Regions from separate parts of the Homo sapiens genome. Here region 2 is linked to region 1. The links are chromatin loops, found by intact Hi-C in ENCODE. Cell type or tissue: dorsolateral prefrontal cortex. All regions are shown on one strand. Links, peaks and the distances in the headings refer to the core of each region. The heading gives the core; the rest is flanking DNA.

Region 1 (16,129 bases), core at 4,897-12,896:
TGCAGTCCAGACTGGGCGAAAGAGCGAGGCTCCGTCTCAAAAAAAAAAAAAAAAAAAAAAAAAAAGAATACGCTCTCATATAAACCATTCTCAAAGCCAAATTAAACAACAAAGCAAACAATGAAACAAACTCTATTTGGTCAATGTAAGCAGGACCTGTAGGCATAACTACTCTTTAAGTGGCCTCTGCATTAGTGAACTTGGTTCTCAGAGGAGTGTACAGTATACGCTTAGCTTGGAAAATTGACCCTGTGATTTTTGTACACTGCCAGCTGGTGTCAGCCCTGTGTAGGCCATGGATGCTAAATTCATACATGCTGAGCTCCAGCTGAGCTTTGTCACCAACCCTGTCTGCTCTGGCCCCTGCCAGACTGATGACTGGGCACATCTTCACTGAGATCACTCTGCTCCCTCTAATACCAACTAGCTGTACCTACTAAGATCTGCTGGCGTATTTCCTCCTCTGGTCCCAGGTCCAGCTGTGCAGACCCAGCTGGTAGGATGAGAGAGAATGTGTGTGTAAGCGTAAAAGCTGGGACATCTCCTAGTCTCTGTCCCACCTGGAGAGGCCCAGGCATATTCCAGCTCTCTCCACCCTGCAGCTTTCACCTCCCCAAAGCCAAGCCAGTCTCTCCCTATACCCTGACCTGGGAATTTAACACTCCTACTCACACACACTTCCCCTCCCTCCCAACGACTGCTCCTTCCACCGAGTCAGACTCTACCCTAATGTGTGGAAGCTATACCCTTAGTAGGCCTACTGAGGCTGATGCTGATTTTATTTAAAAAAATGAAGGCACATTTTGGCAAAATTGACAGGATTTGCTGGTGGATTGGATGTGGGAGAAAAGGAGAAGAAAAGAAATAAGCAGTAATTTTTTGGCTTGAACAGCTGAGTAGAATGGTAGTGCCATTCTCTACTGGAAGATAGCTGGAAGAGTAACAGGTTTGGGAATAGACATAATTTCCAGTAAATGTGTTGCTTTTATAGCCTAAACACATATATGTTAAGTATTCAAAAATGTTTAACCCTGTCTTTGCTAAAACTACAAAAATTAGCCGGGCACGGTGGCACGCACCTGTGGTCCCAGCTACTTGGGAGACTGAGGCAGGAGAATCGCTTGAACCCAGGAGGCGGAGGTTGCAGTGAGCCAAGATCACACCACTGCACTCCAGCCTGGGCGACCGAGTGAGACTCCATCTCAAAAAAAAAAAAAAATGTTTAAGTAACCTAAAATAAACAAGAAATGTGAAGATGTTTTGTAATATCTAAATTTGTGATTGAACTAATCCAAACAGCACAGAGAGAAAGACATCTTTGAAAGTGAACTTTGGTTTTGTTAAGTTTATTATGCCCACTAGACATTCAATAGAAATGGTGAGTTGGCAATTGGAATTGGATATGCATGTTTGGAGGAGACAAATTCAGAACTAGAGATTCTGTTGATGGAATTTAAGGCCAAGGGATTGTGTGAGAACACAAGAGGGCAGAGTTCCCAAGACTGAGAAGTCAGTAAAGCAGAGGGACAACCATGAGAGAATCAACAGGAGTAAGACAAATGCTGAGATGTCACGTAGATATGCAGACAGGGAAGTGGCCACCATCTTTACATCTGAATGGTCTTTGGTGACTTGGTCTGGACCAGAGCAAAATCACTAGACTGACGCATCAGCCTCCTAACTATTCTCCCAGTCCCCACTTTAGATCTCCCGCCAAACTACACAGCAACCAAAGCCCACTTGTATAACTTAAATCAAATCCTATCAGTCATTTGCTTTAAAACTTTCATTAGCTTACCATTTGAACTTAGAATAGAAGATAACACCCAGGGCTGGAATTAGGGTAAGGTGAGGATGGCACTCAGGCACAAAATTTAAGGGGGTACCCAAAATCTTGGTCATCAAAATAAATATTTTAATGCAATATTTAAAGAAACAAATTAGCAAACTACAGCTCATGAACCAGCTGCTTATTCTTGTAAATAAAGTTTTATTGAAACCAGGGCCAGGATTAGGGTAAGATGAGTAGGGAAGATTCAAGTGCAAGGTAAGAGCTGTCTTTACTTAAAATCTTGACATTTTGTTCATTGTAGATTTTATTTTGCACTAATATTTATTTTTTGAAATATTGCATTATGTTATTTATCTATAATACTGAGTTTTTTGGTACTGCCTTAAATTTTGTCCAGGAGACAAAGTGAGACATTCATCTCATCCTTGTCCTGGCTCTGCCAACCCCGTATCAACGCCTATACTTTCCAGTCAACTTGTGTAGCTTTTGTGGTCAGAAAACATAAATATTAGTTTATGCTTTCAAAATTTTTTAAACAACTTAAAATAAACCCAAGTAATATGAAGGTGTTTTTTATAGCAGTACAGAGAGAAAGGCATCCAACTTTAATATCTGAAAAGATAAAGATTCAACTTATTTTCCAAATGAATCTGCTCTTCTTTATGCAGTGAGTACTCAGCAAGGCACATGGTTTAATAACAGCAGGAGAGCCATTTTTAGATAAAACTGATGATGCTTTCATGGAAAGGTTCCAGGCAGATTAAAATTGTATAAGACATCATGCTTTTTGACTGCTTAAATATGTTATGATCATAATTTTATTTTGTGATTTCAACAGAGAAAAAAGATTTTCCTTATTTATTAGGTTATCAACTGAAAGAACCAGGCAGTTTTAATTTCTTCATTCATCTAATAAACTCAAGTTACTATGCTGAAGCATGAAGGATCTTAGAAATCCATTCACAAACATATTTTTAAGAGGGCATATGGTTTGGGGCTTGATTAACAGAATAAATATTTGTAGGTTTTCCAAGTTAACAAAAAACTGTTTTCTTTCTCTTAGTCTTTCCTCCCTCTACTATGCCTTATGTTTCAAAGGTTGGTTTGCTTCCTCTGTGACTATAACATTGTGAATAAATGAATTCAGCAGAGCTTATAAACTATTGGCTCTCATCTTAGCCAAGCTTTTATACTAGAGGAGATGTGTCTGTCTCAGTTTCCCTATGTGAAACTTGAGAATTGCTAAGGCAAAATGCTGTCATCATTACAGATGGAAATAGGTTATCCAGATATTACTAAAGTGACCCATATGTCCATACAAGATTATCGGTGAGAAAAACACCTGGGCGTGTCCCATGCACATACACAGCCCCAAAATATCTGCCTCCCTGTTTAGTTGTAAGTTCTGTCCTCTGACCAGATGATGGCTGGCATGGTGGGGGGCAGCTGGCCGGGCACCCCAGGCTTGTTCAAATGGCAGCTGGGCAGAGGTATAAGGACCATCTGCGGGCATGCAAGGCTTCTTGAGGACTAAGCTGAGAACTTCCACCATATTCTGTTGCCCAAAGCGTCACAAGATTAATCCAAAACAAGGGGAAGGAAAACAAACTTTACCTACTGATAGAGGGACCTGAAAAGTCACCATTGCAAAAGGACTTCATTATAGGGAAGAGAAGAATTGCAGCCATTTTGCAAACTACCACAATTAGCTAATAAAGTTAGAAAATCCACTCAATTACCTATAATAAAGTGGTGCTTTTTAACAAGGTTATTATGGAGGAGGAGAGGGAATGAAGATCTGTGGGAGAGAATTTTTGTTGTTGTTGGGGGAAAAAACCACTTGCAAATGCAGAATAGCGATCATTTGATAAGACCATGGAGAAATTGAAGCAGATTATGTTCCCATCTGGGATGATAATGATTGACTTGCTCTGTTCTTCATATTTATGTGAAACTGAAATAAACTGAAATTCTTGGCCTTAAGCTTCAGAGCAATTCAGGATTTGTTCAAAGGTAGAAATTCTGACCTGGCTACCTGCCATCTCCAAGTTTAGATAGCTAATTGCTCCAGTTGGAGATTCTTATTTTATTTTCTTATATCTGTTTATTGAGTGCCTGTAGGGATCCAGGAATTTTACGTATGTCATCTTATTTAATGTCATCTTATTTAATCTGATGATTAAACAACCCTCTGAGATAGCTGTCATCCACATTTTAATATGTGTAGGTACTGAGGCTTAGAGTCCTCCAGTAACTAGTGAGGGCCACAGAACTAGTCATTGGTAGAGTCAGGACTCTTTAAAATATTTCCCCTTATTCTGAGTGTCATCCCATAGCTTTACCCTTTTGAATTATACTCTATTTTTAATATTTAATATTAGAAATAAAAATGTCACAGTCTAACTCATTGGGAAATAACTGTTCCATTACCAAGAAAACAAACAAAATAGAAATTCCCTTAGCTCCCCCAGGTTGTTTAAATGCTTAGTTGTGGATTTTGTATTCAATAGAGAGAGCAGGTAAAAAGAAAGTGTTATAATCATCTGCCAAATGAATATCCGTTGGCAATAAAGGTAAATTCAACTTACTAAAATTTGATTTCCTGTAAAACTAGTCAAGAATGTGTGCATTGACTATAATAGGGCTCAAATGGAGGAAAATAACCTTTTTCTCCAACTCAGTGCTCTCCAATGGTCTGAAAGTCTGTGTCCACCCAGAGGCTAACAATTCTCCAATCTCACCTGACCTATAACCTCAAGCCTGCAGGGATGAGAGCCAGACAGCCCTGGGTATGGCCCCCAACTTTACAAGGTATTGCATCTGAGGCCTTGGGCTATTTACTCTTCTTACTGAGCCTCTCTTTCTCCAGCAGTAAAATGGATTGAGAATGCTTATGGAGCTATAAATATTAAATGAATAATGCATGTAAGTCAAGTAATTTGAATGCTAAGTGCTATTGATTTCTCTCTCACTGTACATTTTTCAACAGAAGCTAGCACAAAATAAAGCACAGCAAGCAAACTACCCCCCAATACAGGTGGACTTCACTGGTTGATTGTTCTTTTGCATTTGTGTATTCCACACCTGTCCTCTCCCACCGCATATTTATAAAACAACAAAGTGTGATGGGAAATGGCATTTTACCAACACAGGTTCTAATCTCAGCCCTGCTCACTGAGTAAACGCTGTCTTTACACCATCCGGTTGCTCCATCACTTTGAGCTTCACTTCCTTCCAGCTGTGAAACAAAGAAGCTAAGGAGATACTGATCATTCTAAAACTAGGGAACAACTACTTAAAAACACCACGCACTGTGCCTGGTACTACTTCTCCATGCCTTTATTTCCTTTGGTACTTACAAGGAAGTGCACCCATTTCCAAAATGACCAGTCAGGTAAAAAGGAGACTTTTTCTTATTTGTTTTGGGTTCTTCTGCTTCCCCCTTGTGTGTTTTTTCAAGGTGAATGCAATCACAGATGTAAACCACCCTCAAGACTACCAAAGCCTACAGAGGGGCAATAGTTAGAACAAACACAGTCGGGCAACAGTTAGAAAAAACACAGTCGGGCAACAGTTAGAACAAACACAGTTGGGCACCATTGGTGCCTGATGCCCAGGGCAGACCTCCGGCACCCTGCCCAGTCTCTGCCCACTGAATAGAGTTGGACCATCTGCAGTGACATTCAGATCTTTTTCCTGAAGAGCTTGAACTAATTGAGAACTTGTCAGTGTGAGTAAAATGCTCTGTGCTGCCTTCTACTCTGTTCTTTGCCTGTGCCAGAACCCATTTCAGTGGCACCAGGCTGTCAACTGGATGGGCTAGACGGGTCCTTTTGGAATTCCTCCTTTCCGTCAGTTAGCATTTGATACTAATGCTATTAGTATTATTTGGATATTATTTAGGCTTTCAAGATACATACCCTTTGGATGCTGGAAGATATTCCAAATAGTTTTTCCAAATAACATTCCAAATAATTATTCCAATTAGTATTTTCCAGCTTCCAAAGGGTATTTTGAAAGACTTAAATCAATTATTCTTAACCTTTTTAGGGTCATGGACACTTTTAAGACTCCGATGGAAGTTATGGACACTCTTCCCGCTGCCTCCTAAAAGTTTGTATACACACAAAACTAGACGGTGTCAGAAATTTCACAAACTGTCCCCCCACCTAAATTCAGACTATAGTTTCCAAATTAAAAACCCTAGTACTGGCCAGGCGTGGTGGCTCACACCTGTAATCTCAGCATTTTGGGAGGTGAGGCAGGTGGATCACTTGAAGTCAGGAGTTCGAGACCAGCCTGGCCAACATGGTGAAACCTTGTCTTTACTAAAAATACGAAAATTAGCTGGGCAAGTTGATGGCTGCCTGTAATCCCAGCTACTCAGGAGGCTGAGGTAGGAGAATAATCGCTTGAACTCAGGAGGCAGAGGTTGTAGTGAGCCGAGATCACACCACTGCACTGCAGCCTGGGTAACAGAGTGAGATGCCCTCTCCAAAAAAGAAAAGAGAAGAGAAGAGAAGAGGAAAGAAAGAAAGAGAGAGAGAGAGAGAGGGAGAAAGAAAGAAAGAAAGAAAGAAAGAAAGAAAGAAAGAAAGAAAGAAAGAAAGAAAGAAAGAAAGAAAGAAAAGAAAAGAAAAGAAAAGAAAAGAAAAGAAGAGAAGAAGAGAAGAAGAGAAGAAAAGAAAAGGACACCTAGCACTAAATAGTATTTGTATTTATAAATGTCTGTGTGGTTAGTATTGTCTACCAATAAGCCAATACCAAACAGCAGTCAGCAAATGGGTACTTTTGTCTAGAGCAACTTTGTTTTTAATGAACTAAATGATTTTTGTTGATTTGCCCTCAGGGGTTGGTTGCAAAGTAGGGAAGGAAGGAGATCTTAACAAATAAAACAGATACTTTGTATTACATATATTTAATAACTAACCATGGGGACGAAAGTGTAAACACCAAGAAAATTAACCATGTCAAAAAATACACACCAGTAGCAGACGTTAACCTGCTAAGGCAACAAGTCACCTACTGCATACATACAAAATGTACACACATGGTTGTTATGACTATATAGAAGACTGTCCATATCCTGAGAAGATAAACATATGAAACGTTTAAAGGCAAAGATGTCGTGGCATCTGCAGTTTACTTTAAAATTACTCATAAAGAATTATTAATATAGACATATTGATAAAGCCAACATAGAAAATGTTAAAAATGAATCTAATGGTGGAACTCTGGCTATTCTGAGCTTTTCCTATGTTTGAAATTTTTTATTGTAAGAACTTGGAGAATGAAATCTCATTATTTTGAGAGAAATGTCAATATAAGCACGGTCTTTCACTTTGGGACTGGGTTTTCTTTCATTGGCAAGTGTCATTTTCCCATAGGTCCAGGATATTTTTTGTTGTAATTTAATTAAATCCTTTCCAAAGATATCCAATGCTCCTATAATTTAGTAAGTAGTAAACTTCTGGTGATAATATTATACAATATTGTATGATTATTAACAGCATTTAAGATCCTCTCTGGGCAATAAGCTTGTACTATGGGACCTGCTACAAAACAAAATGCCCACCAGAACCATCTTGAGAAGTTTCTAATGGCTAAAGCCAAAATTTCAGAGCCAATAGTAATTAGGAAAAAAAGCTTTTTGATGGGATATTTCTCATGTCATTTTTCCCCCAATTCTAGAACAGATTTTTAATTCCAACAATGAAAATAGTGCTGAACATTAGGCCAAGAAGTTGGTGCTGACTGTAATATATAATATCAGTACCTCCTGGCTTCATTTGACAGTAACGCAGTGAGGACTTCCAGAGCACATCTTTTCCATCTCTGTGAATGTGAGGCTACATCTGTTTTCAGTAGTGCACAATTTCCGTTGTTCTATTGACAGATAACAGATAAGATATGTCCTAGGAAACCACAGCTACTGTCTGGAACCAGAATTTTTATTTTAAGGGTGAATCTCCAGCATCATCAATCCATTACTACTTCATCAGCAAAAATTGAGTGGTAACCTTACTTAATGGTAGATCTCAATTTCATCTCTATTTTTTTATTTTATGCTTTATAAGATTAGATAACTCTTGTCTTAATAAGATTAGAGGGATGCATGACATTGAAAATAATCACTTATTTTTTAAATTATGTACTTTTTGTTCAAAGCAATGATAATGATTAAAGCTCCAGGTTTCCCTAAAAAGTTCTATAAAGATTAGATGACTTCTATTTTCTGAATACATTTTGTTCTGTCCCACATAGAGGGTGAAATCAGTGTGTTTTATGTTTACTTGGGGAATGCAAAGAGATATGCCTTAGAGCAGGCAAGTAAAGTCATTAAGAGGCTGTGGTTTTGGCCGGGCGCAGTGGTTCAGGCCTATAATCCCGGCACTTTGGGAGGCCGAGGTGGGCGGATCACCTGAGGTTGGGAGTTTGAGACCAGCCTGACCAACATGGAGAAACCCCATCTCTACTAAAAATACAAAATTAGCTGGGCATGGTGGCGCATGCCTGTATTCCCAGCTACTCAGGAGGCTGAGGCAGGAGAATTGCTTGAAACCGGGAGGTGGAGTTTGCATTGAGCTGAAATCGCACCATTGCACTCCAGCCTGGGCAACAAGAGCAAAACTCTGTCTCAAAAAAAAAAAAAAAAAAAAAAAAGAGGCTGCAGTTTCAAGTTAGATTGCCTGCATTTCAATCCCAGTACCTTCCATACTACCTGTATTGCTGTGGGCAAGTTAGTTAACCTCACTCAGCCTTTTACCCCAATCTTTAAAATGGGTATATTTGCATCCATTGAGGTACAGATAAATAAATAAATATAGGGCATAATAGCAATGGAAAAGCCATAGGCAAAAAATAGACCATGACATAAAATTATAAAACATCTAGGAAAAAAATAGAAAATATTCAGCTCCCAACACCAGGCAAGGAATTCTTAGACTTGCTACCTAAAACTGATCCATAAAAGGAAAATTTGATAAAATTCAACCTCATCAAAATTAAAAACTTTTACTCTGTCAGAAACCATTTTTTAGAGAATGAAAGTACACATTAAAGACAGGGGGAAAATATTTGCAGACCACGTGTCTAACAAAGGACTTGTATCTAGAATATACAAGGAACCCATAAAACATAACATTAAGGAAACAAACAATCCAATTAGAAAATGGCAAAATATATGCACAAACATTTCACTGAAGAGATACACAAATGGCAAATAAGCACACGAAAAGATGTTCAACATCATAAGCCATTACAGAAACTCATGCTAATACTGCAATAAAGTTGATCGCCTGTAACCCCAGCGATTTGGGAGGCCCAGGTGGGAGCATTACTTGAGCCCAGGAGTACAAGACCAGCCTGGGCAACATAGTGAGACACTGTCTTTACAAAAATAAAAATGAAAATAAACAACTATGATACCACAATGAGATATCACGGCACCTTTAGAAAGAATAAAATTTCAAAATAGTGATCATATCAATTGCTACTAGAAAGCAGAAACACTTCATCACTCACACATTGCTGGTAAGAATGTAAAATGGTACAGCACTCTGGAAAATAGTTTGGCAGTTTTTTAAAACAAAAGCATGGTCTTATTGTATGATCCAGCAATTGTACTCTTGGGCATATATCCCAGATAAATGAAACATAGTTACACAGAAACTCATACATGAATGTTCATAGCAGCTTTCGTGACAATAGCCCAAAATGGTAAACTATCCAAAATGCCTTTCAACATGCAGATCATTAAACTGTGGTATATCCATACCATGAAATATTACTAAATAAAAAGGAACAAATTGTTGATACATACAATAACTTAGACCCTAAGGAAATTATCCCAAATGGAAAAAGCAAACCTGAAAAGTATACATATGACATTATTCCATTTATATAACATTTATGAAATTGTAGAAATTGATAACAGAATAGTGGTTGCCAGGGATTAGCAGGCAGGTGTGGGAATGGGTGTAGACCTAAAGGGATAGCACAAGGGAGTCTTGTGATGATGTTATAGTTAATTATCTTGATTGCAGTGGTGGTTACATGAAGCTACACATATAATTAAACTGCATAGAACTACATACACACTATGCACAAACACAAATAGGTGCACATATAACTGGTGAAATCTGAATGAGTTCCATAGATTGTACCAATGCCAACTTCCTAGTTTTAATGATGTACTATAGTTGTGCAAGATGTTATCATTGGAGGAGGTTGGGTAAAGGGCGCATGGGACCACCCTATACATATTTTTGCAACTATTTGTGAATCTATAATTATTTCCAAATAAGAAGTTATTAAAAATGTTTCCTAATAATACCTGCCACCTAAGATTATGAATGAGCATTTAGCCCAGTATTTCAACTGTAGTTAGTGCTCGATAAAGGTCAGCAAGGATTTCATATATTAACTGCTGCTGTTGCTACTTAATTGGAAGAATGTGTCTTGGAAGTGAGATCTAGGCTAGAATATACACTCCGTGAAAGCAAGGATTTGGGCTATTTTGGTCACTGTTTTATCCCTGCACCTAGAAAAATGTAGCACATATAAGATGCTCATTAAACATGTGATGAAGAATGAATGGGTGATTTTTTAAATGCCGTGAAGGAGGATATTTGGCAAATGGAGCAAGAGGGAATAACATGGTAACATCCCAGGTAGGCATAGATAAAATGACAATTTGCCTGGACTCCCTATGACAGCAAAGGATGGCAGATGGGGTGCAGGGAGTGAGCTGAGATGTTGAGGATAAGTTTGAATCTTAATTTGACTCACTCTACCCTAAACTGCATCAGCCCCAGGGACAATTGAGAAGGTAACTGTCCTCATGTCAAGCCCCACTAATGGGACTCCTAGTCCTTACCATCTACTCTGTTTTCCAGGATGGCCAGGTGTATCATGGTCAACACCCAGTGGAACGGTTTCTTACTGCCATGTTCTCCACTTCACTGCATGGTGGGCCTATTCCATTCAACCCTTTCACCAGCCAAAACAGAGGACCCCTACTGCACTCACCTCAGCCATTAGTAGTACAGGTCCAATTGGACCACCAAAAGAAAGACTGGCTCTCTCAGGTTAAAGGACCCGTACAGCAGTGTCTGGGCACAGGGTCCCAGGGATGAAGCCAGAGAATTTTTTAATGATGCCACTCTGTATTAGTCAAATGGTTTCCGCTGACCATACTGTAGGCCCCAACACTGGACCCAGTCACCTCAATTCTTTTGTGCCTCATGGTGAGTTTCCTGCATGTTTGAGAATCCTCCTTCCTTTCAAAGCTCTAGTCTCACCGCTTATGGCCAGCAGTCAAAACTTCTATGTTTGCAGAGCATCCGTGGGGTGGCAGCACACTGGTGGGCAAAATTGGAAGTATAAAGATGTGTAATATGTAAGACCCCCTCACTCAAGAAGCTTACAAGTCCAACAAAGCAGGCAAAATGGCAAACACAAGCAGTTGGGAGCGTTGTGAAATGATGTCTTTAACACAGGAGTTCAAAGAAGGGAGGTTTGATATTGTTGCATTTCCACAGGAATGAGGAAGTAGTGACCTAGTCAGAGCACACATGCCAGATACCTGGGAGGAGACTGATTCAAGAAGCAGTGGGTCACTCGCAGTATCAAATGCCAGGAGGAAAGTGACACAATTCAGTGTTGGACCAAGACGAAGCTATTTACCTTCAGCCTCATTATGGATGAGCATATGGGCTCATTAAAAATATATAAGATCTGATTTAACTTATTTATTATTAAACATGCATTTACTGAGCATTGAGCACCACTATGCTAGGTACTGTGGAATAATATCAAATGAAATAGACATGGTCTCTGCCCTCAGAAGGGTGCTCAATAGTGAAAAAGAGAGAGATGAGACAAATAATACAAAAGAATGAACTAGGGAGGAAGTGGGGAGGAGGGGACACACAGTGGAAATGGAATGTGGAAGTAGCCAGGCAGTGCTTGAAACGAACTTGCTGCGTCCCACTTTTATAACTCATCTTCGTGACATGAATGAGTTTAGCTTCCTCTTGGCCTCTCTTGGGAAAGAAGAGCAGATCAAGGAGTGAGACTGGTTCTCATTATCAGTGCATTTTCAACGGAAAGTGTTGTATGCTTGATATTTGTGCCCTTTATTTTTCCCCAAGTTTACTTAGATTTGCATTTATATTATTAAATATTTAAATTGGGTTTATATGATGTTTTTGCTTCCTGGAAATTCCAAAACTAAATTCAGCAAATCTGGCATCTCTATTTTTTTGCCTATATGGAAATTGTGCCAGGGTCCTTTTGGAATCAGGTACTGATATGGTACCGTTGATATTTCTGAGATCGGAAGTTAAAACGTGGTGAAGAATTAATCTGCTATATTAATGAGGCTGCATTGTTTGTAGCTAGAAGACTATAAATATGAAAAGTTATACGTATAAAAATCACTATATTACATTCAAATTGTGGGGTTTTGTTCTCTTTGAGGTTCAAAGTTTCTTATTTTTAAAAAATCTAATCTTTTTTAAAATAAAAGATTGGCAAAAAAATTTTGTTACTGTTAATATTATCAAAAATTAAATTATGTCTTCAATTATATCAGTTTTAAAATGCATTTTAAATATCTAATGCCCTTTGCTCAGTGAATTCTACTATTAATATATGTGTTGTTTATAATTTTATAGACACAAGCTTGTTCTTTACACTTTTATAGTCTTTGCCAGCTTCTCTCTAAACAAGAATAGATGCTAAATCTAGAATTAATAAATGTGTGATAAAATGTGACTACAAAAGTAATGATTAGGCCACAGGTAATCCTCTTAAGTATATTCTTAAATGTAACACTTAATTTTAAGTGATCTAATAATGACTACCTACCCTTTCTATCTAGTTAATTTAATGATATAACATATTTATTCTGAAATGCAGGTTCCATAAGGACAGACATTTTTGCCAGTTTGGGCCACACCTAAATCCCAGGAACCTAGAAGAATCCTTGGCCATATATAAGTGTGTGATAAATATTATCAAATAATTACTGTTAAATGAATGAATTTTCTTTATTCAAAACTTGCCATTCACACTCTCCCACTGAAGCTTTAAACACCAAGAGTGACTATTTTCATTTTTTGAGCTTGTTCTTTCCCTGAAACAATGAAATAGCACTAGTCCTTGAAGTGTCAGAAATAAATCAAAGACTGAGCCCACCCGAACTTCCAAATAAACTAAATATAGAATGTCTCATGACCGCAGTGATAACTGGGACCACCAGGGGGGCCCTTTTTTCCCACCTACTGCTGAGCTATCAACTCCTTAATACAAGTCAACTTGATATATGGAGCAACTCATTTGCAGTTTTACTTAAATCTATGCCGTTCTGAAGGCATAAAAAGTGCCCCTATGACCTTCAAGAGACAGAAATAATAATAGTAAATCATGACAATAGTAAGTGATTCTAAGTAATGATGCTGGAAGAGACAAAATAGCCTCTGTAACTTTCTCTACTCCCAGATACTAGCTTTTTGTACAAAATAAACACAAATCAAAGCTTTCATTCTAAATTCACAACAATCACTTGCCACTATTTTCTCACCTCCATTGGAAGTCAGAGCTCATAACAGTTCTTAATATATGTGAACTATTTTTTACTATATTTGAAGTTGTATTGTCTGCAGCCTCCTCACAGGTCACTGCAAGGAAAATGCCACTTTCTCATTTCCCCAGCACTTAGGAAGGCTCTGGAGCCCAACTGTCTGAGTTCGTATCTGAGCTCTGCCACTTGCTGGCTATGTGGCCTTGGAAAAATTGTCCAACTCCATCAGCTTCAGGGTCCTCATGTGTTGAAAGGGGGAGTATATGTTTATAATACCTATTATTGTGAGGATTCGATGAGATATTATATATATAACACTTGGCACACATTATTACTGAAATCTGCCTCATTTGCTACAAAGTATTCTGTAGTTTGTTGCACACCAGCATTTGTTAGACCTTTTTAAAAAATCACATCCTCCAAGCTTGCCCAACCCGCACCTCGCAGGGCACAAGCAGCCCAGGACAGCTTTGAATGTAGCCCAACACAAATTCTTAAACTTTCTTAAAACATTATGAGTTGTTTGTTTGTTTTAGTTCATCAGCTGTCATTAGTGTTAGCGTATTTTATGTGTGGCCTAAGATAGTTCTTCTTCCAGTGTGGCTCAGGGAAGCCAAAAGGTTGGACACCTCCTGTCTTAGACCCGTTCCTTAAAGGAAGTAAGGCAACCAGGACTTAATAGATGATTGCATATTGCATTCTTTACTAGTCAAAGGAAATTCGTGTGACTAATACCAGAACACCACTAGCAGATTGTGTTTGATTGGCATATCAAAATTATTCATTAGCAATTGTGAGAATTGCTGAAATGGTACAACAAAGTAAATTAGGAACATCTGGATTTTTCAGGGGAAGGCAAGAGATAGCAGGGGTAGTCGGGTTGTTAATTCCTAAATTAAGTGAATTAACACTGGTGCTTAGTATCCTAAGTACAGAAATAGCCTGAGGCCCTTCTTGCCTCTCTTTCTCCATTTGTAAGATGAGGATTACTGTCTTCTATGTACATACTTAATAAGAAAGATTAACCTTTAATTGATTTAATAGGTAGACATTAATAGGTAGACTTAAATAATCACCATTACTGTTAATTTAGCCAGTGACACAAGCAGCTGAGGAGCTCTGGTAACTGACCCAGAAGCACACAGTTCTGTTCTGCCAGGGTGCTCTCACTCACCCAGGCCTCTTAATTGCATTTTAAGTAGCCACAGTTAAGGACCATGGAAGGCAAAGAGGTGAATCCTGTCCTCAAGGATCTTACAGCTTCCAGTATTAGGGAGGCTAACTGAAGGAGTTGGGTAAAAGATATTAATACATTCCATATAGCTTGTCAATTCTGTGAGAGGCATTGAAAGAATTCATTTCTAAAAGTTTGTGCTAATGTTCCAGTGGAGTGCACAAGATAATTATTTGGAATGCAAGAAAAAAATATTAAGACTACTATTTGTTATCTTTTTTAAAAGAGGGAATAAATTAGTCCATGTTTTTACAATGGTTGCCAGTAGCACATAGATACATAAGTAGATAGGCTGGGAACAGTGGCTCACACCTAAAATCTCAGCACTTTGGGAGGCTCAGGTGGGAGGATCACTTCAGACTAGGAGTTCGAGACCAGTCTGGGCAATATAGCAAGACCCTGGCCTCTATAAAAGAATTTTTTTTTCGTAATTATCTGGGCATCATAGTGCTTTCCTACAGACCCAACTACTTGGGAGGCTGAAGCAAGAGGATTGCTTGAGCCCAGGAGTTTGAGGTTGCAGGGAGCTATGGTCGCACCACTGCACTCCAGCCTGGGCAACAACAGAGCAAGCCTCTATCTGATAATGGTATATGATCAAGAAATTTTGGAGACTCTGATTACAATTGTGTAGATTTAACTTGTCAGTTAGATTCTGCTTAATGAAGTCACCCTGGCCCCCTTGCCTTACTGAGTATTCCATATTCCAAATTGTTCTTTAACTGTCTCTAAACAATTTCTCTTCTACTCCTTCCATATTGGCGAAGATATCTATTCTTCTCAAAAAATTTTTCTACTATCTCAAATATTTCATGACCATGAAGATTATCCAAACAAATCATCAAAAGGCTTTGCTTCCAAAATGTGAGCTTTCATTACCGCACTTCTTACTTAGATCATTTCTACCCCTTCTGTCCATCCCAGTGTATTTCTTTAAACCGGATTGTAAAGTGGGTACTCCTGCACCCTGGGCTGTCATCTTCAGCACTTCATTGTTCTCTGAGATTCCTTCTTTGCAGAAGGGCCATGATTGTCAGATAATTACCAGCAACCAGTCAAAGTAATTTGAATTTAAATTTTTCTTTCTTTGTCTAGGAATTTATTTAATCTCCCCTCCCTTAATGTTTTAGGGACTATGTTAAGACAAAGTAAAAGGAGGGAGAAAGAGATGAGTTTCCATCTGACTAAGAGGTAGTAGGGTGTTTTTCCTTTTATATTTCAGATTTGAGGACTTTGCACCTTGTATCTAGTCTTCCCAATAGGCTTTGAGGTTTATTCATCTTTAACAAGGAGAGACATTTTGAATGTTTTTATTTATTACAGTAGTGTATTGAAAGAAAAAGGAAACATCATTTTACACTTTCATGTTAATTTTTTAAATGAAAATCAGTCATTCAAATCATTCCTCACCAGATCTTCCTGAATTCTAAGACATTAAAATTCATGTCCATTGGAATATTGGATTAATATTCTAATCATGGGCATATTTGTTTCAGATTATATTTTTCACAAAATA
Region 2 (16,129 bases), core at 3,954-11,953, 66 kb before region 1:
GTATGATATTGGCTGTGGGTTTGTCATAGATAGCTCTTATTATTTTGAGATACATCCCATCAATACCTAATTTATTGAGAGTTTTAAGCATGAAGGGTTGTTGAATTTTGTCAAAGGCCTTTTCTGCATCTATTGAGATAATCATGTGGTTTTTGTCTTTGGTTCTGTTTATATGCTGGATTACATTTATTGATTTTCGTATGTTGAACCAGTCTTGCATCCCAGGGATGAAGCCCACTTGATCATGGTGGATAAGCTTTTTGATGTGCTGCTGGATTTGGTTTGCCAGTATTTTATTGAGGATTTTTGCATCAACGTTCATCAAGGATACTGGTCTAAAATTCTTTTTTGGTTGTGTCTCTGCCAGGCTTTGGTATCAGGATGATGCTGGCCTAATAAAATGAGTTAGGGAGGATTCCCTCTTTTTCTATTGATTGGAATAGTTTCAGAAGGAATGGTACCAGCTCCTCCTTGTACCTCTGGTAGAATTCGGCTGTGAATCCATCTGGTCCTGGACTTTTTTTGGTTCGTAAGCTATTGATTATTGCCACAATTTCAGAGCCTGTTATTGGTCTATTCAGAGATTCAACTTCTTCCTGGTTTAGTCTTGGGAGGGTGTATGTGTCGAGGAATTTATCCATTTCTTCTAGATTTTCTAGTTTATTTGCATAGAGGTGTTTGTAGTATTCTCTGATGGTAGTTTGTATTTCTGTGGGATCGGTGGTGATATCCCCTTTGTCATTTTTTATTGCGTCTATTTGATTCTTCTCTCTTTTCTTCTTTATTAGTCTTGCTAGCGGTCTATCAATTTTGTTGATCCTTTCAAAAAACCAGCTCCTGGATTCATTAATTTTTTGAAGGGTTTTTTGTGTCTCTATTTCCTTCAGTTCTGCTCTGATTTTAGTTATTTCTTGCCTTCCGCTAGCTTTTGAATGTGTTTGCTCTTGCTTTTCTAGTTCTTTTAATTGTGATGTTAGGGTGTCAATTTTGGATCTTTCCTGCTTTCTCTTGTGGGCATTTATTGCTATAAATTTCCCTCTACACACTGCTTTGAATGTGTCCCAGAGGTTCTGGTATGTTGTGTCTTTGTTCTCCTTGGCAAATTGGATAAAGAATCAAGACCCGGCCGGGCGCGGTGGCTCACGCCTGTAATCCCAGCACTTTGGGAGGCCGAGACGAGCGGATCACGAGGTCAGGAGATCGAGACCATCCTGGCTAACACGGTGAAACCCCGTCTCTACTAAAAATACAAAAATTAGCCGGGCATGGTGGCGCGTGCCTGTAGTCCCAGCTACACGGGAGGCTGAGGCAGGAGAATGGCGTGAACCCGGGAGGCGGAGCTTGCAGTGAGTCGAGATCGCGCCACTGCACTCCAGCATGGGCGACAGAGCGAAACTCCGTCTCAAAAAAAAAAAAAAAAAAGATTCAAGACCCATCAGTGTGCTGTGTTCAGGAAACCCATCTCACATGCAGAGACACACATAGGCTCAATATAAAAGGATGGAGAAAGATCTACCAAGCAAATGGAAAACAAAAAAAGGCAGGGGTTGCAATCCTAGTCTCTGATAAAACAGACTTTAAACCAACAAAGATCAAAAGAGACAAAGAAGGCCATTACATAATGGTAAAGGGATCAATTCAACAAGAAGAGCTAACTATCCTAAATATATATGCACCCAATACAGGAGCACCCAGATTCATAAAGCAAGTCCTTAGTGACCTACAAAGAGACTTGGACTCCCACACAATAATAATGGGAGACTTTAACACCCCACTGTCAACATTAGACAGATCAACGAGACAGAAAGTTAACAAGGATACCCAGGAATTGAACTCAGCTCTGCACCAAGCAGACCTAATAGACATCTACAGAACTCTCCACCCCAAATCAACAGAATATACATTCTTTTCAGCACCACACCACACCTATTCCAAAATTGACCACATAGTTGGAAGTAAAGCTCTCCTCAGCAAATGTAAAAGAACAGAAATTATAACAAACTGTCTCTCAGACCACAGGGCAATCAAACTAGAACTCAGGATTAAGAAACTCATTCAAAACCGCTCAACTACATGGAAACTGAACAACCTGCTCCTGAATGACTACTGGGTACATAACGAAATGAAGGCAGAAATAAAGATGTTCAAAGGTCCTTCATTTCTTCATCCTAGGGGGCTTTTGTCCTCTTTTGCCTTTTGAGCTGTGGCTCACTAGTCCTGGCTAGTTTTGGGGGGCTTCCACTTCCATGGCTGCCTTCTCTTTCTGGGCAAGCTGGATCTGCTGGAGAAGTTTTCTGTGCTTCTTCCTGGACAGAGTAATGTTGGTACATGCACTGGATGCCCACTTCTTGAGGTGGTGCTGCATGAGCAGCCCCTGGTCTATCACAGCCCCAACCACCCAGTACCTCAGACACCACTCCCAGTTCAATACCCACAGGTGGTTGAACAGCTTCTTCTTCAGTTCTGTTTGGGACCAGTTGATCTTTCCCCAGAGAGTCCTCATAGTCACGCCACAATGCCAGTTCCCAATCAGTCAACTTTTTAAGTATTTCCTTTATAATAAATGTCTTATTTGCATTATGTCATTTAATCATTATTTGCATTATGTCATTTAATCATCTTAACTTACTTCCATTGCCTAAATATCCCAGCAGCAAAGAAATAGTGAAGCTGGAATCTGAATCCTTTTCTTACCATCATATGCTGAGAACAAAGGGATCACCCAAATGGGGACAACTCACAGAAATGAATAAAGATTAAGGTAAATTTTCCAAGGGAGAAGGCAGGCAAAGAATCATTCTGACAAAGCAGCTGGGTCCTCTTTCAACTTCTAAGTGACATTGCTGGAATATTCCCAACCAGAACTCAGAGTAATACCACTAGAAATACTTGTTAAGGGAAACCGATCTGTTTCATCCTGAAAGTACTTTCCCAGTTGGCAGTTTTGAAAATGTCTATGCTCCTGGAGCTTTATAGCCTTACTTAAAAAAAAAAAAAAAAAAAGTTTGGTTTTTAAAATAAATTCCAAGAGCACTAGGGACATGAAGGTTACACAGACCTCCTTCACACTTAGTGGAAAATTCTTATCTTTTAAGTCTTTCTCTCTTCTGACAGTTTCTTGTTACATTGATTAAATCCCTGTGAGTTGTGAGTTGTTTTCTTCCAGTTCAGCCTCTTGGTTCCTGTTTATTTTTCCAGAAAGAACTCAGTAAAATTCTGAAAACAGAAAAGGAATTGAAAATATAGTTTTATTATTTATATTTTGAAAGAGGCATGTTCATAATAGATGCAAATACACAAACACAGGAAAAAAATTTAAATAATTTCCAGTAATTCCACCACTGTTGGTATTTTAATATGTATTCTTCCCATCTGTCTGTCTTGCACATACACACACTCTCTCTCTCTCTTTCCCTATTTCCTTCTCTTATGTGTGAATGTATGCATATTTTTTAAAATTTACCAATATAGTATCATATGGAACTAATTATGAAATCACCCTATTTCATTTAATTGCAAATATCTTTCCATGTCATTAATCATGTGCCTCTGCTTCTCAAATGTTAATGCATGTGCGAATCACTGGAGAACTTGTTGGAAATGCATAATCTCAGGCGCTCCCCCAGACCTACTACATCAGAAACTGAATCTTAACAAGTTCCAGGTATAGGTGAAAATATTGGTCCACAGATCACGTTTTAGTAGCAAAGGTTGAAATCTTTTTTGGAGATTGCACAGGGTCCCCAGTATTGATGCAGTTGATTTTATATAACTAAGCCCTATATGATCAAACACTGGAGTTATTTCCAATTGCCCTGCTAGGATGAGACACATTCTTACAAATATTAGCATATATCCATCATTATTTCCTTAGGAGAAAAAGTCCTGTAGATAGTTTGCTGAGTCATACATATTTTGAAGGAAATAATTTATTTTTAAGGATTACAAAATAGTGATTCATTCTTATGTGCTATGATTACATACTTCATAGCACATAAGACTATAAAATGTAGCCATAGTACTTCCTGTCATATATGTGCATTTTCCCCTATCTGCAGTGAACCAAGACAGAGCTTTGATATTTTTGATTATTCTGATCAAAGCACTGTTATCACTTGAAATGGTTTCACCTCTATCTTCAATTCATCTAATTTTATCCACCCTTCAACACAAGAGTTTTAATCTTGCTTCTTCCAGAAAGTCTTCCCTAATAGTCCAACTTACAGTGAGCTCACTTGCTAAATATTTTCACCATTGTTCTTTGGGCCAATTATGTCAAAACATACTTTCCTACTTTCTCTTGATACAACTTAAATATATGACTTTGGTCCCTCTCATCTCCTTGACTGGATTATGAATGACAGAGGGAATGGATCTTTAGTGTGCTTCATCTAAGCCCTCTGCAACCCCTCTCACTCCAAGAAGGTTTGAGTGCAATAGAGAAAGCACAGGATTTGGAATGAAAGGGCTCGTGTTTGAAGCCCAGCTCTGCCATTTACTGAGTATTGAAGAAATAAGTCATGTAATCTCTCTGAGCCCTAGCTTTATCATCTGTAAAATGGATACAGTATCTGCACTGCTTACTAAGATTCTAATCCATCATGTCATTTCCAAAAATTGTAAATAATTCACCAAAAGTCTCAATGTAGAGTTTGTATCTAAATTTGATATAAGATATGCGAGTATCTCTCTCTCTCTTTCTCTCTAGTACACACACTTACACACACAAACACAAAAGAATGTATCTCAAGCTCAGGAACTTTTACCCAACAACAGTATAGAAAGGAACTGAACAATATTGTTTTGTTTTCATTGCATTGCATTTATTTACTTTCTTTTTAAAAATTATTATTTTTTATTTGCAAATATAAATGTATATATTTATGGTGCACAACATGATGTTTTGCTATATGTATACTTTATGGCATGCCTAAATCAATGAATTTATTTATTTTCTATTTATGGCAAGCAATATTTGTTTTCTAGGTATGGTAGTGATATGAAGTTCACTTTTTAAATAAACATTTAAATTTTAAAAGGTAACTCAAGATAAAACACTTGGTAGTTAGTACCACGTAAATTAAGAAAATATGGCAAAATATCATGCTGATGTTATAAAAATGACTGAAGTTTGGGCAACATCTAACTATAGGAAGCCACTGCCAACTATAATGCAAGACGCAGACATCAGTTGTTATTGTAGCTATTATTATGTAAACTACTGAAAGACCAGTTCTGGGAGCCCTAGTTTTAATAGATTCTCAATAAAAAATACTCAAATGTAATTTAAAATAGAGCAAAAAGTCAAGTTTTCTGTTATGCGACAAGTCACCATGGGTTGTTAAATCTTGCAGAACCCCAAAGTGTATCGAGATCATTTGTTTGTGATGAAGTTAGATACAAATGTAGTGAGGGGCTTTATCAGAATAACTGAGATGGCTCAACATATATCAGTTCCAACTGGGAGAAGGTTTGTGAATAGATTGCTTTGCATAAGACATTATTCTTCATTATGAAAAACAATAAACGTTTTAGGAGCACCAAGTGTACAGAGAATGCTGGCATTTGACTAAAACCTGCATTCATGGGAAAAACAAAAGGTTTACTGTCCTTCAAATCATCATGATTAGTGCTATTGTATTAGAACTCAAAGCAAGTTCACAGTTTTCCATTTCACTCTGAAATCTCTCAAAAAAGGAGTTTTATTAATTCTGTCTTTACATGAAGAAATAAAATCGGTCAGAGAGAGATTAAGTGATTAGTCTAAGATCATGTGGTTTTTTTATAGCCAGAATGAAAAACAAGAGATTCTGACTCTATGTACCTTGTAACTTTGTTATCGTTTTCCATCCACGGTAGGCTACTGCTAGTCTTGGAGTATTAGATGATTTGACTCAAGTATTCTAGATTTGGATTGTGCCAAAGTGGGATTAAATTAGATGGATTAGATCAAATGGCAGGATTCAGTTAAATTAAGTGGGATTAAGATGAGGCCTGATATGATTGATTTCAGCATAGTGTGGAGGAATTTTCACCAGCACATTCTCCTGTCTCGGTTTTGATTATAAAGAGAAGAGGAATTCAAGAAGGCTCCTTCAAAGAATAAGCTGACCACAGTTTGGGTCTACTTGTGCCAGAAGATTGGTCAGCATCCTGCAAAGCAATAGTGTACTGTCTTCAAACCTGCGTCTTTATTTTAGCCCAGTAAGGTCTATTTCAAACTTACGGCCTCCAGAACTGTTCAGTAATAAATTCATGTTTCCTTAGGCCTCTTTAGTTTTTGGTAATTTTTTTACAGCAACAGTAGGAAACTAATACAACACAGCTCAGAGTTCTTCCACCCAAAGTGCGGGGGAGCTGGACTGTTTATGTATCAACTCCTACCGGTTGTGGACTAAGTGCTGCTTGGCATGGGGGTATGAATTCCTTAGCACTCAACTAAAGGTGGGTAGACGCTGGCAGTTAGAAATCAGCCAGAACACAGTGAAGTGCTAAGACTCTGGAAAAATGGACTGGGCACTAGCGGATTCCGCTACAATATGTCTTTTATCTGCCTCTTCCTTTTTAATCTGTCTTCACAGTCATGGTACATGCAGATCATCCCCTTCGATCAATCTACTAGCACCTAACAGGTTAATCTTCCCTAAACAGGGAGGGCCTTCAGTGGGTTGTTCTCTTTCTCAAAAATCTTCAACATTCCCACAAGAAAAGATTCTTATACAAGGTAGACCAGATTTCAAATAGTAAATTAGGACTCAATCCTCTGATACTTTAATCTTAGCTCTTGAATTTTTAAGTTTGGGTATACAGAATGAACAGCGAGTATTCTTGGATATCTATTTGTGTACAAAGTTCCAGGCTTGGCATACGAACCTTTGGAGTCTTGAAATGTTGATCCGTTAGGTCTGCATTTCTTAGAATAGCAGTAACACCATGAGGAAGTGAGAAAATTGATTTGAAAATGGAGAAGGTTAATTAAAGGAAACAAAATTTCAAAGCATGTGGTTGTCAGTTGACACTACAGAAACCAGGCCTGAGAAGTTCTGAGTTCTGCACATTTACAGAATGTCACAGGTATATTTAGATAAATCCAGAATCTAGGGAGATCTAATTGCTGAAATAATTTCAGCCTACCAAAGCAAGGACGTTCTTACCCTTCCTACTCTGCCTGCCCTAAAGGAAAGTGCTTAGAGTTTCAGAGCTTTCTGTGGAAAACTTCAGGCTCAAATGACCCCATAAAATTTGTCCACAGTCCTCACATTGATTTTCCCAAGTTCTGCTTACTTTGTGTTTGCTGTTTGTCCACATCGTAAAAGGGTGGAGAAAGGAAAAAGAATCCATACATTTTTAACATATCAAAAAAACAAAGTAAATAATATGCTTTAAAATTAGAATAGAAAGTGCTGATGCCAGAGCATTTTTTTAAATCCTTGTTTCAGAGTAAGAGTGGAGTGGGGAAAGACAGAGCCTAAGAAAGGAAGAAAGCTAACATTTACTGAGTCCTGCAAAAGGTGTTTAGTTCACATCCACCTTCTGAAGAAGCCAGTAATATCTCTACTTGACAAATTGTGAGGCTAAGGCTCAAAGAGGTTCTGTCATTTAAGTGATGTCATAAAACCAAGAAGTTGGTCATTTGGGATTTGAGTGTGTTCTCTGTCTTATCTATGTCTCAGGTGAGACATAGCTTGCATTTATATAGTACTTTTCAAAGCATTTTTCTTATACTGTCTTTAAACTTCATCTGTGAGGCAGACGTCAATTGCCACATTTTACAAATACAATTACAGAGGCTCGGGACTCTTTTGCCCAGAAAGACACAGCCAGTAAGCAGCAAAACAAATCTGGGTCATGGAGCTCAGGTCTCAGGACCTCTCTAGTGCACCCGTGTGTCCTAACCAGAAGGGGCTGAGTCATTGGTGTCCTGAAACCAGTCAGGAGCAGTTAGTTTATTTCAGAGAATCATCTAGTCAGAAAAAAAAATTTAAGACTTACTTTTATTTTTTCTAAATTATTAAATAATGGAATCTCCTTGCAGAAAATTTGGAAAACATACAAAGGAGAAAAATAAAAATCATCTGTAATACCACCCCCCAGAAATAATCACAAGTATTAATTTGATACATTTCTTTCCAGTGTTTATGATACAGATATGCATCCATACTGTATTTTTAGAAAAGTATTTTTAGAAAATGCATGTCATATATAGTTTAATATGCTGGTTTTCTAATTAACATTGGATGATGAATATTTTCCCAGGTCATTAAGTAATCTTAAGAAACTGCCTCATGTATCATAATATTGCATGAATGTAACCGTAATTTAGTGAAACATTATTCACTTACTGTTGAACATAATTGTTCCTGGTTATAAGCCTGTACATAATGCTGCAACTTTGGTATCTAAACACAAAATTTTTATTTCCAACAGCAGTGGATGAGAGGGGCAATTTCTCCATTTTGAGTGTTTTTAAGACTTTTGCAAGATGGATAGGTAGAAACAAATTCTTCTTTGAATTTGCATTTTACAGATTACAGCCACACTGAATATGTTTTCCCATGTTTACTTTGCCAGCCGTTCTTGTCCCCATGCAGTTCCACGTTTGTTTATATGCTAACACAGTACTCAGAGACCCAGCAGTAGGTACCAAGATAATCAGCTGTTACAGTAATTGCCAGAACCCCCGAGTCTGGGAACTGCCAGCACCAGAACATAAGCACCTCTAGGCAGGAATTCCATCTTATTCATCTTTGTAGTCCCCATTCCTGGTTCTAAGCCAGACACTTGCCAAGTTTTCAATACATTTGTTGAAAATATTACAATAGACCATATATTCTGATTTTGGCCTTCTAACTTGCTCTGTGACTTTCGACAAGTTCTCTCACCTCTCTGTGCCTCCATGTCTTCCACTATAAATGAATGGAAGTGTGATATGCCATACTTTGTGAGCAAAGTGCTAGAGCAGTGGTACAATTCCCATACAAAAGGTCTCTATGGGTGGGTCCATGTCACCTAGGCAGGATTCCTTTCCTTCTGCAATACAGAGAGTGAACTCTGTGTGTATTTGATATTTGGATTTGTGATCCCTTCCCACCTTTCATACTGATGTACTATAGCTAAAGCAAATTTCTTTTGTTTCTCTTTATATCCCCAGAGTGCACACTGCATGGCACATAGGAAGTCTCTAAAAGGAGCGAACAAATGAATGACTGAAGTCATTAAAGATGAAGGGATGAGTAAATGAAATATTAGAGCTGAAGGAGATTTTACAAATCTAATTTTAGAGTTCTTCTTGGTTACCATTTTATTTTTGTAGACACAGCTATACAGATTGACGGTCCCTTATCCAAAATGCTTGGAACCAGAAGTGTTTTGGATTGCAGATTTTTTTGTTTGGACTTTGAAATATCTACATATACATATATAATGATAGGTCTTGGGGATTAGACCCCAAGTCTCAACATCAAGTTTATTTATGTTTCATATACACATAGTCTGAAGGTGATTTTATACAATATTTTTGTTAATTTTTTGTATAAAACAAAGTTTTGGCTGCAATTTGACTGAGAACTGTCACATGAGGTCAGGTGTGGAATTTTTCATCTATGGCATCATGTCCGTGCTCAAAACGTTTTGGATTTTGGAGCATTTCAGATTTTGGGTTTTCAGATTAGGGATGCTCAACCTGTATTAGCATCTCCACCTTAGAAGCACTTGCTAGAATAAACTTAAATCATTTAAATAAGATAAATTTCAATAACTAGCCAGGGAAATTTAATTTCATAAAAATGTTTCCATATTAAAACATTTTTGTTCATTTTTGTTTTGTTTTGTTATTGGCCATGGTCTTAATATATATTTACATATATTAGAAGTATAGAGTTGTCACTTTTAGAGGGAACATACCATGTATGAAGGAATGATTAAATTAGAAATTGTTTTTTCAGGTGAACTTTGCCACCATATCAAAAAAATGTAAAGTTATTTCAGTTTCCGAAACTAATTTAAATGAGTACTTAATGATGTCAATGAAAAATGGAAAGTATGAATTGTGTCTTCTTTGAGGATCTTTTTCTTTAAAAGATGAACATGATTATTTTAACCTGCTAAATGTATATTTTTAAATGTTTCACTACTTGGTATAATAATACAATATTTCTAAAATGACAAAATGATAATTTTAGCTAAGCCAGTGTAAGGAAATTAAAATATTTACTTATAGAACTCACTCAGAACTTTTTTTGTATCACTTATTTATGCAATTAAAAAGAACAGATACTTTTTATGCTTTTCTCAATTCCTAAATTAGTTCTCTGGTTAGAACAAAATAGTGCCAAGGAAAAGATTTTTTTCTCTTCAACTTTTATTTTAAATTCTGGGGTACATATGCCGAATGTGCAGGTTTGTTTCGTAGGTAAGCATGTGCCATGGTGATTTGCTGCACAGATCAACCCATCACCTGAATATTAAGTCCAGCATCCACTAGCTATTCTTCCTGATGCTCTCCCTCCCGCTGCACCCCCGGCAGGCCCCAGTGTGTGTTGTTCCCCACCATGTGTCCATATGTTCTTAGAAAAAGATATTTTTAAAATAATTTCAGAAGTCATTATTTCAATTTCAATAGCCATTGATGCAATCACTTGTGTAGGTTCTTAATATATTAATTAAAACATTGACTAACATGTTATTTTTTTAATTTCCTAGAATTGTTATTGTGGATCATAACTGCTAAATATTTCAAATATAATCAGTTACACTTTTTAGCAATTAAAAATTTACCCCAATGCTTAGTATTAAGAACACTTAAAAGAAAATAGCTCGACATGGCATATGATGTATTGGGATCTATTATAACATTTTCAAACCAGGTACATGACAAAGTTACCTTATATACCTGGTTATTAGAAAAGAAAAACTCAATTCTAAAATGATGCCATTACGGTTAAATTTAAATTATATATTTGAAATTAAATTACAAATGTTTTAAAGAAAGCCCATACATTTTAATTTTATATTTTAAAACATGTAATAGCTTTACTACACATTAGATTTTCTTAGAAGTGCTATGTTTGTGGAGTTAAATTCCTGCTTCATGAATGAGACATTGCTTTTTCCTGGATGCAATATTTTCTTTTATCTTTCGGATGATATTAAAAATAGGTTTTATTTAATGTAACTTAAAACATACAAAAGATATAGAATAATATAGCAAACACCAGTAGACCCAAAATGCAGCTTAAGAAATAAAACATCACATACTCAAAGTTCTCTGAATACACATCCCAGTTACTTTCCTTCCTGCCAACCTCCCAGACTCAGGGATACCAAACACAGCCAAGGACAAGCATGGCGTACAGAGTGAAAATGGAGGAGCTGTGCAAATGGCTGTACTAGGCCCCTCATCAAGTTGATTTCCCTGTTTTTCCCATGTTGAGTCTGGAGGATAGCTAAAATGTATTGCCTTATAGATTTGGTAGACGAGTATGAATCCTTAAAGCAATGGTCCCAACCTTTTTGGCACCAGGGACCAGTTTCGTGGAAGACAGTTTTTCCACAGACCGAGGTTGGGGCTTAGGGGTGTGGTGAGGATGGTTTTGCGATGAAACTGTTCCACCTCAGATCATCAGGCATTAGATTCTCATAAGGAATACACAACCTAGATCCCTCACATGCACAGTTCACAATAGGGTTCCTGCTCCTGTGAGAATCTAATGCCACCACTGATCTGACAGGAGACAAAGCTCAGGCAGTAATGCTCACTCACCCTTTGCCCACCTCCTGCTGTGCAGCCTGGTTCTTAACAGGCCACAGACTGGTACTGGTCCACAGCCCAGGGACTGGGGACCCCTGCCTTAAAGTAGATATAGTAAAGTTGTTGCATGTATTTATTCAAAGCTTGTTAACTTTGTATAGTATCTTAATGAATGTGGTCCCCTGTAATTTGCTTTCCTTAAGTCAATATTATATTTATGAAGTGTATCTGTATTGAGATACTTAGCTCTAAGTCATTCATTTTAAGTGATTTTGGCATTCAAATTATATGAATAGTCTATAATTAATCTATCCATTCTCATTTGGTGAATGATTAGATTTTTTCTAGGTTTTTTTTTTTTTTTTTTTTTTTTGCTACTAACAAGCAATGCTGCTATGAATAATCTGTGCATCTCTCCTAGTGACATGTACAAGAATTTCTCTGAGACAAATCCCTACAAGCAGAATTGCTGGGTTTCACGTGGGTTTAGCTTCAAGTTTGCTAGATATTGCCAAATTATATTTCAGATTGGGTTGTATCAATTACAGTTTTTCTTCTTAAGATTTTTAATGATTTCTGTTTTCTCCAATACTTTTTTTCTTATTCAGTTGTTTGGTTGATGTTTGTGGGTTTTTGTCTTGACTTTCATTGTGAGGGCTTTCCTCAAGTGTCTGGTAAAAGGCAAGCCAATCATATTCCAAAGCCCAAAAGAGCCTTTGGAAGTCCTGTGTGAGTAATGGAGGCATGGGACAGGTGTGAACTGTGGGCTTCACTCTATTACAGGGTTTCTTTACAGTGGCACTACTGACATTTGGGGCTGGATAATTCATTGTTGTGAGGGCTGTTTTGTTGTTCTTTGCATTATAGGATGTTTAGCAGCTTCCCTAGCCTCTACCCACTAGATGCCAGTAGCACCATGCCCCTCCAGTTATGGAAATCAAAAATGTCTCTAACCCCTGGGGAAGCCCACCCCCGCCCCATTCCAGTTAGAACTGCTGCTCTAGGATAAATATATGGCTGGCCGGCCTTTTTATTTGCCCCAAATTTAAATCCCCAACGGCCTTCTCTCTGGGGTCATTTGCTTCTCCCCAGCTCCCATCTTTGCCGGAGGAAAAAGAAAAAAACAGGGAAATCAACTTGATGAGGGGCCTAGTACAGCAATTTGCACAGTTCCTCCATTTTCACTCTGTATGCCATGCTTGCCCTTGGCTGTGTTTGGTATCTCTGAGTCCAAGCCTCCTAGTTTAAATTCTGCAGATGCTCAGCCTCCTGTCTCCATAGGGTAGTCTCACTTGCCTGAATGCTGTGGGAAACAAGGATTTGTATTCTTTTACCTCTGTAACTAATATTGCCATGAAGTTTATCTTTGTGCATATCTGAACTCTTTATGATAAATTCCTAAAGTGAATTTTAAAATATGTGCAATTGACATGCATTTCTCCGTATATGAATTTTAACCCTTGATGCATATTATACCTAATAATCTAATCACAGTTCTTTTTTTCTTTGGGCAGCATTTACATTTAGAAAGTCTTTCGCCTGCTAGTTTCCCTGTAGCCTTTTCTTTATCAGAGAATAAAAGTAAAATAAATTATAAGTCCTCGATAGAATTTTAGAAAAAAATATTTTGTTTTCCTCTTCTCCGGTTAACAAATTATTTAGAAAAAATATTAGAGAGGAAATCTTCCATTAGTGAGAGAACAAATACTTACATAAATGTAATCTGTAATAACCTTGATTTAGGACTTTCCTTGTATAAAATACCTTTTATTAAAGCGTTTAAACTGAGTGGGAAGTGATTGAGCCAATTGCTAAGATAATATTATGATATCTTTACCCTATCTGTTGAGATTTCATCATTTATTATTTTCCTGTGCAAATAGGTAATTATTTTCCTAATCTTTAAAAGCATGTTTATTTAGAATGAACAGTGTAAGATTTGGGATTTTTTTTTTTAGAGAATCCTAGTTAACCATGTTTTAATTGGCAACTCTGTTTTAGTTGAACTAATTAATTTTGTCTTAGCAGTGAGAATTTGAAAATTATAATTTGAAGAGGATTTAACATACATTTTCATCTTCTAAGAAAGTTTCTATTGACCATTTTTCCTCCCCCAACCTATCTGTTTTTTAGATATTTATCTTGCTTGTGGGAAATAACCAAAAACTTAATTTAATTCTAGTTAATGAACAAAGACAGGTAAAAAGAAAGAAAAAGAAAGGAAAGAAGAAAGGGAAGAAGTTATTTTTAAAAAATAAATAAATAAATAAAGAGTGCCTCGGAAATCACCTTTATAAAAATCAAACTCATCTTTTCCCAACACTGTCTTCTGTACATGAGAAGCATCTTAAAAACAAAATGAAACTGACCTTTTAGGAGGGACAGGGAAGATGACTTTAGTGCTTATCAGTCTTGTCGATGTCCTTTTCTTATTTTTGTCCTCTAAATGTACTTGATTGGAAAAAACACCGTTTTTAAATCTCTTTATATTGAAGATATATAAAGAGTAAGAGTTTAGGTATATAAAGGCAATGCTTTCATCTAGTGATTTCTTGTCCTTGGTTTTAGACAGGGCCATCAACAACTGAAAAGGAAATCATTACTTCCTGTAGCAAAATTAAAATTAAAAATTAATAAACTAGTAAACAGTCATGGTGCACCTACCATGGACCAAATCCTTTGCCAACAGGCTGCATTCATATATAGACAAATGAATGATCAGAGACCTGGTTACACAGATAGACAAACCATTGATGGATATTTGGGTTGGTTCCAAGTCTTTGCTATTGTGAATAGTGCCACAATAAACATACATGTGCGTGTGTCTTTATAGCAGCATGATTTATAATCCTTTGGGTATATGCACACCAACATGGCACATGTATACATATGTAACAAACCTGCACATTGTGCACATGTACCCTGGAACTTAAAGAATAATAATAATAAAAATAAATAAGTAAATAAATAAAAGATAGACAAACCAACACTTTCATGGATGTTACCTCATTTTATGCTCACAAATGCCCTATCAGTCAATAATGTCCCCATTTTATGGACAGAAACACAACCTGTTAGAAGTTATGTGGTTAAGTGACTTGCCTAAGGTCAAATGGCTAACAAGTATGTATTTTTTGGATCTGAAGCTGATGAGTAAAGCTTGAAAAATGAGACAATTTGCTAATTGTAAACGTTTGGTCATTAATCAACATTCATTCATCTAACAAATTTTTATCGAGCACTTCCTATGTACTGAGCATTTTGCTAGGTGCTGGGAGACTACATGACTAATATAAAGTCCCTGCCCTCAAAGAGCTTACATTTGGTGGAGGAAGGAGACAATAAACACAGCAAATAAGAATGTGATGCATAGTGACAAGTGCTAGGAAGAAAAATAAAGCAGGCTGAGTGAATAAAGAGTGATTATTGGAAGGATGAGAAACCATTACTCCACCTGAAGTCACAAAATAAATAAAGCATCTTTTCTTTGCAATTCAAAGAGAAGGCCGTGTTTCATGTTTTACTGCTGGCATATTTTATCCACAGTGAAGCTAAACATGAAATTTAAAGACCAAAAAAAACTAATAAGGTGGCTTCAATTTTGTCGTATGGTATTACAGTCCATCTTCAAACAATATCTAAATTACAGTCTATTTTTTCTAGCATGAATCAAAAGAAAATCTAGTGAGGTCATTATTAGTGTCTGTAAAATTCTAGTGGAAAAAAACCTGTAGAAATCTGTCTTTGAAAGTCTGTTCCCAGAGTTCAAGTGGCAACTGTTTTGTGACTTGACAACATAGTTCATGGCTTTTAAAGATACATGACTTGTTCTGCTTAATGTGGTTTCCTGATAAGCCTTGAGAGAATTTTTTAAATTATACTTTTAGTTATGCATACATAATTGCCATTCATCTATGACATAAGTATGACATTTGGTATCTACTGCTTTTACAGATAGGTTAATGCAGTGAACTCCTTGGTCATTCTTTAGCCCTTTCTGAAGACAGGAGGTAACAATAATATACTTACCTCTTGTTAAAAGCTCCACATTTGACCATTTTACTCATTTTTATAATTCCAGTGTTTGCTTGCAAACAATCTTCCCTTGTAGTATAAAGGCATTGGAGTGCCCTGAGCAGAGGGGAGGGGTAGAGCTTTCAGGAAAGCAGTGATGAAACTGATATCCCTGGACAATATCAGCATCTCAAGGGAAGCAACTTTTATCCTCATCCTTGTTCTTGACTTGAACTCCAGTCCTTGTCCTATATACTAGTGTTGCCCAATGAGTGGAATCCAGTACTGTGACATTTGAAAAGATTTTAGGTGGTACCACAAACATTTTTAATGATTATATGCTTATTTTAACATATACTAGGAAAG

The links. Hi-C counts contacts between places; a loop is a spot of excess contacts. Peaks named below come from ENCODE experiments on the same cell type or tissue, not always from the same donor. Only the 100,000 strongest peaks of a DNase experiment are listed, where the experiment ranks them.
Region 2: a loop joins it to region 1, with 8 times the contacts of the local background. A loop is called at or near these places in 5 of 110 quality-filtered maps.

The regions. Positions count from the first base shown.
Region 1 is chr9:19,626,608-19,642,736 of GRCh38, reverse strand. All of the region lies in intron 2 of SLC24A2 (solute carrier family 24 member 2), which reads left to right. Among named protein-coding and RNA genes, the nearest start is that of SLC24A2, 150 kb to the left of the region's middle. In dorsolateral prefrontal cortex, for the core only: no CTCF peak of the experiment used is centred there; a DNase peak (open chromatin) is centred at 5,426; H3K27ac peaks cover 7,569 bases.
Region 2 is chr9:19,691,673-19,707,801 of GRCh38, reverse strand. All of the region lies in intron 2 of SLC24A2 (solute carrier family 24 member 2), which reads left to right. It also overlaps the pseudogene C11orf98P1. Among named protein-coding and RNA genes, the nearest start is that of SLC24A2, 89 kb to the left of the region's middle. RefSeq lists an enhancer at 8,316-9,002. In dorsolateral prefrontal cortex, for the core only: no CTCF peak of the experiment used is centred there; a DNase peak (open chromatin) is centred at 6,361; H3K4me3 peaks cover 1,064 bases; H3K27ac peaks cover 8,000 bases.